Regions from separate parts of the Homo sapiens genome. Here region 2 is linked to region 1. Evidence: read pairs that join two places in POLR2A ChIA-PET (ENCODE). Cell type or tissue: GM12878. All regions are shown on one strand.

Region 1 (4,000 bases):
CCAAGTAAAAATGCTAGGAGGTTTTTTTTTAAATCAAGAATTTATCCTATCAAAGTAAAGTACTTCTTAAAAGCTAGGTTATGCAGACTTTTATTACCTTAAGCATTTGCATTGTGGCACCTCGGAAAGCAACAGGGGACAAGAGGGTTGGAGGAAGTCCTGCCTGTGGACCTGAGGTAGCAACTAAACTCTTAGAGTTAATCAAAAAATTGAGCAATGTAAAGGTGTTGATTCCTTTTACCAACACAACAGATTCAGGTCTGTGATCCATTTGTACTTCATGTTTCTCTTTACGCCTGAAGATGACAATCAAGGAAATTGCAAAAGCAAATCTCACCTAATGTGGAAAGCAGTTATCTTGATTCTGAATCACCTGAGACTCCTTTTCTCCATAATGAAATGGAAATCCTCTTGCTACCTCTCTTTACCGAATCATAAGGCATATGTTTCAATCAAAATGTTAACAATCTGAATTTGCTACAAACTGACACCTAAACCTAATTTCTTCTCTAGTCAAAACACACCTATTCTCCCACAATCATAATTGAACGTTTTGATTAAAAAAGGTTTAATAGTTCACCATTTGTTGATACTTAGGGGCTTATTTAGTATTACAATGGAGAATTAGTTTTAATATGACCTGAAGATAATTTAAGATTATAATCATATAAAACTGCCAATGTTAAACTTCTCACTAACGTCATTCAATGAAAATTAATTCTAGTTAACAACAACTGAAAGGATACAGCTTGATAGAAAGTATGTCTGGCTTTTTAATTTTATCTTGCACACCCATCTCTTCCAGCCAGGAAAAACTTTCCTCTTCATCCTCATCACTGATGGCTTGCTCCCTAGGAAATTGCTACAGTTAGAGTCCCTATTTCACAAGCTGTTCCTGTGCAAATCTATTTCATGAGTCCATAAGTCAGTGGATGATATAAAGTTATTTTAATCACATACTCCCCATATCCCAAGCTTGTTCCAGATGCTGTCTCCTTCTTATGGCCACTTTCTTTTATTAAAGGCAGAGAAAATTCAATACCTATATGAGGAACAAAAATGTAACTGAGTTGTCATTTAAAGTATTTAACAGGCATGCTGTACTTTTAGAGTGTAAAAAATTTGAAATGTTAGTTTTTACAAATGATCTATTAAGGCAGTAGAGTTTTCAAGCTTTCTTCACAAACCTACAAACATGCATAAAACGTATTCTCCTTGAAAGAGGTTCGGGAAACAACACATACATGTAACACTCTTTCATAAATCATATTGTATTCCAGTTCACTTTTTGAAAAAGTACTGATTGGGCCCATTAAGTAGATTTCATGATCCACTAATGGGTTTACTCAGTTTGAAAATTTTGTTATTAAAGGGGTAATTGGTACTATAGAAGAATTTCTAGAAGAGTATATTCAGATAGTGACTATCTGGCCCAATATGTGTTTTATTTTAGAGATCAGAGAACACTATGTGGAAGGAACAGTTTAAATCAGGAGTCCCCAACCCCTGGACTGTGGACTGGTACTGGCCTGTGGCCTGTTAGAAACCGGGCTGCACAGCAGGAGGTGAGCGACTGTCGAGTGAACATTACTGCCTGAGCTCCATCTCCTGTCACATCAGTGGTCGCATTAGATTCTCACAGGGGCACGAATCCTACTGTGAACTGTGCATGTGAGGCATCTAGGTTGTGCCCTCCTTATAAGAATGATGATCTTGTCCGGGCGCGGTGGCTCACGCCTGTAAGCCCAGCACTTTGGGAGGCCGAGGCGGGCGGATCACGAGGTCAGGAGATCGAGATCGTCCTGGCTAACACGGTGAAACCCCGTCTCTACTAAAAATACAAAAAATTAGCCGGGCATGGTTGCAGGCACCTGTAGTCCCAGCTACTCGGGAGGCTGAGGCAGGAGAATGGCCTGAACCCAGGAGGCGGAGCTTGCAGTGAGCCGAGATTGCACCACTGCATTCTAGCCTGGGTGACAGAGCGAGTCTCCATCTCAAAAAAAAAAAAAAAAAAAAAAAAAGAATGATCATCTGATGTGTAACAGTTTCATCCCGAAACCATCCTCCTCACTGCCCATGAAACTGATCCCTAGTGCCAAAAAGTTTGCGGACTGCTGGATTAAATAATTGTGGGGGAGGGAAAAAAAGCCAGAAATAAAGAAATAATATATTTCTTAATGTTGCTAATCAACTGGTAAAAGGCATTTTAAATTTAAATAGCTTTTAGGCCAAAATAGGTTTACTATATAGTATAGTATTCTCACTTTAAACCTAAACTTTTACCTTCATTTCTCATAGCTTCTCTTAAACCTCGAGTTGTTGGAGATATGAGAGCTGTGATTAAGTCACTTCCAGCTAATCCTGCTGCTCGGAACAGGACAGTAAACTGATAGGTACAAACGTAGAAATAGGGGCAAAGTTTTGTCTTCAGCAAATTATATAGAGAAGTAAAGCTCACAGACCTATGAAGTAAAAAAATTTTCTTAAGGTATTATTAAACATTTAATGCAATGTTTATAATTCTGAATAATTCAGTTTGATACCTGGTTTAAAACACAACACAAATATTTTAGATAATGGTTTTAATTTTTGTGGTTACGTATGACTTAGCTTTAAAGGACTGAAATTGGTTATGAGGACTCGCTGATGACTTCTCAATACTTTAACAAATAGTGTATACCACTTAAACACTTATTTTTTCTTTAAACAAAACTTAATTGAGAATTGCCTGCTGACTTTCTCTGAGCTGCTGCTAAAAAAGGAAGCAGAGACTGACAAGAAGTAGCATTAAAGAATTAGGGCTGCGTGTTTATATATATATATATATATATATATATATATACTTTTTTTTTTTTTTTGAGACGGAGTTTCGCTCTGTCGCCCAGGCTGGAGTGCAGTGGCGCGATCTCGGCTCACTGCAAGCTCTGCCTCCCAGGTTCATGCCATTCTCCTGCCTCAGCCTCCCGAGTAGCTGTGACTATAGGCACCCGCCACCACACCAGGCTAATTTTTTTTGTATTTTTAGTAGAGACAGGGTTTCACCGTGTTAGCCAGGATGGTCTCAATCTCCTGACCTTGTGATCCGCCTGCCTCGGCCTCCCAAAGTGCTGGGATTACAGGCGTGAGCCACCACACCCGGCCTGCCTGTCTGTATATATTTAACCAACACTTATATACATTCTACCACAATTGGGTAAAGAATGAGTAACAGCTAAAAAAAAAAAAAGTAAACAGTTTATATGTTGGTTATTAATAGGTTCAGATAAAATTCACAAGGATCTAGATACCCTTCTGCCATTAACGTATCCAGTCACAAATATGATAGAGAATGCTGCTAAAATAAAATTCACTATTGAATTATACAAGTTTCTCTTACTAATCTTACCAGTCACTCATTAAAACATGCTGCAGGGTTGCATCATTTGACCAAGGACTTGTCTTTCCAGCCATTTTTCTATCAGCTCCAATACGAGGGAACAGTGGTAGCCAAGACAAAGCAGGGTGGAGCCAATAGATAAGGCTCTGCTGGAAGGTACAACGGAGCTCAGAGGAGAGTTTGGGATCCTAAAATCCAAAGGTGACAGTGGGCAGTTTTTGCCCATTGAGAAATAGAGAATTTTATTAAAGACAATCTTTACCAAACACTTAGGTCTAAGAATCTTTATTGCTTTCTATAGGAAAGCATTAATAATTGTTATAGGAACGAAAACATAGTTTATCCTTATTTGAGCCAGATGTAATGGTAAGCCGTAGTATCAGAACATTTAAACATAGATGGGAACATTTTCCTGTTTCTACCATCCTTAAGGACAATGACTACCTTTTTTATCATGAGGAATAGGGGTGGGCATGTGTGTGTAGGTAACACTACATCCAACCCTCTCTCCAAAAGGCTGTTTTAAAAGTAGCCAGTAAACACTGATACGGCAAATCACAAATCATCCTAATCTATTTATTGAAAAGATGTATAATATACCAAGACCTTTTTCAGGGTAATCCT
Region 2 (4,000 bases), 240 kb before region 1:
TTATGTAAGCATATACACAGACCCACAGTTTCTTGGGTTTTGTTTTTTAAAATTACAAAATAAAATCTTACTAGAAGTATTTTACAGCTTGCTTACTTAACCCAGTGTGTTGGGGATATTCTATATCACTCAATACAGATCTATTACGTTCTTCATTTGATCTTAGCCATCTATTGCATTCTTTCTTTTTTACTTATTTATTTATTTATTTATTTATTTATTTATTTATTTTTGAGACAGAGTCTCACTCTCTTGCCCAGAATGGAGTGCAGTGGCTCAATCTCGGCTCACCGCAACCTCTGCCTCCCAGCTTCAAGCGATTCTCCTGCCTCAGCCTCCCGAGTAGCTGGGATTACAGGCGTGTGCCATCATGCCTGGCTAATTTTTGTATTTTTAGTAGAAATGGGGTTTCACCATGTTGGCCAGGCGCGTCTCGAACTCCTGACCTCAGGTGATCCATCCACCTCAGCCTCCCAAAGTTCTGGGATTACAGGTGTGAGCCACTGCGCCCGGCCTGTAGTCTTTCAAATGGCTGCATAGTATTACATAGTGTGAATACAAACCATATTTAACTATTACCTTATAATGATAAAATGCGAGCCTTTATCTTCTTGCCAGTTATCTCACTTGAGTAAAAATGTGTGCTTTTTTTTATCTGTTCTTTGGCTTCTAGTTGAAAATGAACTACCTCCACCAGAAAATATAGAAGTCAGTGTCCAAAATCAGAACTATGTTCTTAAATGGGATTATACATATGCAAACATGACCTTTCAAGTTCAGTGGCTCCAGTAAGTTCCATTCCATAAATTTCCTTTTGCCCAGTTTGTTTTGATTATGCTTCTTTTCGCTCTGCATCAGTCACCAGGTCCTTGCACACAGAATGACCGACTGGGAGGTGGGTACGATATATTGGAAACGTGAGAAATCTCATTTCTAACCCCAGTTCTGCCAGTAACTAACTGGATGACATTGAGCTAATCGCTTAACCTCCATGGGCCTCAATTTCTTCACTTGTAAAATAGATGGATTCTAATATCTGGGGTTCTTACTGGCTTAAGAAAAAAAAGAAAGTGTAACTAGTTGCATGTGTTATTTCCCCAATCTGGAAGACTCGACAGTTGACCCTGATCTTTTTCTAAGAACTCACTTCTTCCATGAGTCCTTAAAATGATCTCAGTCCACTCACTTGTTCAATTCAAAAAATTAGCCTTCCTATTTTCTTTATTACTTTAGTGGTTTTGACAAAATTTTGTAGTAGATACTTCGGTGGGAAAGAAAGTTGGAAAGAACTATGTTCTATGTGGTTGAGCAGAGGCTAGCTAAACATGGATGAAGTCCAGGCGCTGCATAAATGAAAGAGAACTGGCCTGGTGCAGTGGCGCATGCCTATCGTCCCAGCTACTCAGTGGGCTGAGGCAGGAGGATTACTTGAGGCCAGGAATTGAGGCTGCAGTGTTGTATGATCACACCTGCTAGTAGCCGCTGCACTGCAGCCTGGGCAACATAGTGAGACCCCCATCTCTAAGCATTAAAATTTTTAAAAAGCTGATAAAAGAGAACTGCATGTAGTTTATATTGATTGGAAAATTGTAGGAGATGAATAGAGAAAAGAGAAGAGGAAAATTAAGTAGAAGGAAAAATGGGTTATGGGGAGAAAAGAGATGGAAAGAAAGATATACATTGGTGGCAGAGGAGTAGAGAGAGCAAAGGCAAGTATAGCTAAGACAGGAAAGGAAAAGTCAGAAGAAACTGGAAAGAAACAGAAAAAATGAGGGAGAAGGGAAGTGTAAGTACCGCTATGATCAATTTCTATCTTTTAGTGTTAATTTTGAACCAAGGGTGACTGGTAGAATGCAAATGCATTTATGTGCATATGTGCCCCACAATGCATATATAACCTCACAAACCAATCAGGAAACTGTTCAGTAGTCTTTTGTGTATACCTCACTTTCAGAAGTGAATAAATAATAGGGTCACCAAATAGATAATGAGAGGTATTTCTGATAGCTGATCTCTAAGCTTCTTTTGGGTACTTACCATATTGTACAAAGCACTGAAGAAATGGAAAGAGTCAGCAGAATCAAACGTGGTTCAAAAATTGAAAGCAGTTAGCCAACATTGCAAAGTGTTGTGTGGTTTAGGACTAAAGAGTGGTATACAAATTATAAGGGTTGCAGAAATTGAAAATGTAAAGGTGAATAGGGGCTAAAGAGACCAAAGAAGCCATAAGGAAAGAGATAAGGTATGAACAAGGCCTTGATTGTTAATTCAGATTTTTTTTAAGTAGACAACTATTAGATGTTAGTTTTCTGTGTCTGTAACTAATTACCACAGACTTAGCAACTTAAACAGCTGTTTATTGTCTCAAAGTTTCTGTGAGTCAGGAGTCCAAGCGTGGCTTAGCTGGCTCTTCTGCTAAGCAGTCAAGGAGTCAGTCATTCATACAAGACTTGGGGGCCGCTCCCAAGCTCACATGTTGTTGGCAGAATTTATTTCTAGAGCTCATGGTGGCTCACTTCTTAGAGGCCATCAGGAAGGGAGAGTCTGACCTCTAGATCCTTTTTTTTTTTTTTTTGAGACGGAGTCTCACTCTGTCACCCAGACTGGAGTGCAGTGACATGATCTCAGCTCACTGCAACCTCCGCGTCCTGGGTTCAAGTGATTCTTCTGCCTCAGCCTCCCAAGTAGCTGGGACTACAGGTGTGCACCACCACACCCAGCTAATTTTTGTAGTTTTAGTAGAAACGGGGTTTCACCGTATTGGCCAGGCTGGTCTCGAACTCCTGACTTCAGGTGATCCACCCGCCTCAGCCTCCCAAAGTTCTGGGATTATAGGCGTGAGGCACCGCGCTCAGCCATTTTTTTTGTATTTTTAGTAGAGACGGAGTTTCTCCATGTTTGCCAGGCTGTTCGCAAACTCCTGGCCCCAAGTGATCTGCCCACCTCAGCCTCCCAAAGTGCTGGGATTAGAGGCATGAGCCACCATGCCTGGCCTAGATCCTCTTTTAAGGGGTTCATCTGATTAGGTCAGGCCCACCCAGAATAGTCTCTCATTTGATTCAACTGATTTGGGACCTTAATTACATCTGTGAAATACCTTCTCTTCTGCCACTTAATGTAACCTAATTATGAGAGGAGGGCCTCCATCGTATTTACAGGTCCTGCCCATGCTCAAGAGGAGGGGATTATACAGGATGTGTACACCAGGGGGCAGGAATCTTGGGGGCCATCTCAGAATTTTGCCTTCTCCAGTGGGGAGGATGTCCTTCTAGAGTAGCAGAACATTTGGACACCAGGTGGCAATGGGAAGAAAGCTGAATAAGTAGAATGGGACAAGATTAGGGTCAACCTCAGGCTGTCCTGTAGGCTTTTGGGGATTTTGTGTTGGGGTGATAGTTAACCTGAGCTCTGGATTTGAGGAAGGTGCATGCGGCGACATGGTATGTGGGAGAGTGGACTAAGGAGACACTAAAGAGAGATAAGGAAACCAGTCAGGAGGCTATTAGAGTTCTGGGCTTGAACTGAGATGCTTTTAGCTGTTGGTTTCTGGGCAAGTTACTTAACCTCTTTAGTCTCGTACTTATACTTGCTCTTATAACCCCGCAGTGTGTCTCTATTTTAGCACTTAATCAGTGTCCATTGGTATGCTGGCGCATGTTTAGCAGCTGGCTTTCCAGAAAGAAAAAGTCCTATTTTGTAGTGTTTGCTGATTTTTATGATATAAATATTCCCACCATGGCCACTTTCAAGCCACCAGCCTGATGTCCCTGAATATGGAGTTGGGAACATATGCACAGTAGCACACCACTATCATATAGCTACAATAGATAAAGATAGCCCCAAGAGCTTAGAAAATAAAATGTAGTAAAATAATTAGGACAAGATGAATTTATTTATTACCTCTGTCTTTAAAACAATTTTTTATTTGCAAATTTATATAACTTAATTTTTAGTAATGGTTTTTCTTTAAAAACCAGTTTGTATTTTAGGAGGCCGAGGT

Evidence for each region. Peaks named below come from ENCODE experiments on the same cell type or tissue, not always from the same donor. Only the 100,000 strongest peaks of a DNase experiment are listed, where the experiment ranks them.
Region 2: POLR2A ChIA-PET joins it to region 1 with 8 read pairs; 4 of 35 experiments call an interaction of 5 or more read pairs at or near these places.

Annotation. Positions count from the first base shown.
Region 1 is chr21:33,581,205-33,585,204 of GRCh38, forward strand. It overlaps DONSON (DNA replication fork stabilization factor DONSON), which reads right to left. Exons shown (of 10, transcript NM_017613.4): 4 at 3,386-3,564; 5 at 2,284-2,462; 6 at 961-1,042; 7 at 747-851; 8 at 98-296. Among named protein-coding and RNA genes, the nearest start is that of DONSON, 5.5 kb to the right of the region's middle. In GM12878, no CTCF peak of the experiment used is centred here; no DNase peak of the experiment used is centred here.
Region 2 is chr21:33,344,573-33,348,572 of GRCh38, forward strand. It overlaps IFNAR1 (interferon alpha and beta receptor subunit 1), which reads left to right. Exons shown (of 11, transcript NM_000629.3): 6 at 674-788. Among named protein-coding and RNA genes, the nearest start is that of IFNAR1, 22 kb to the left of the region's middle. In GM12878, no CTCF peak of the experiment used is centred here; no DNase peak of the experiment used is centred here; H3K27ac peaks cover 188 bases.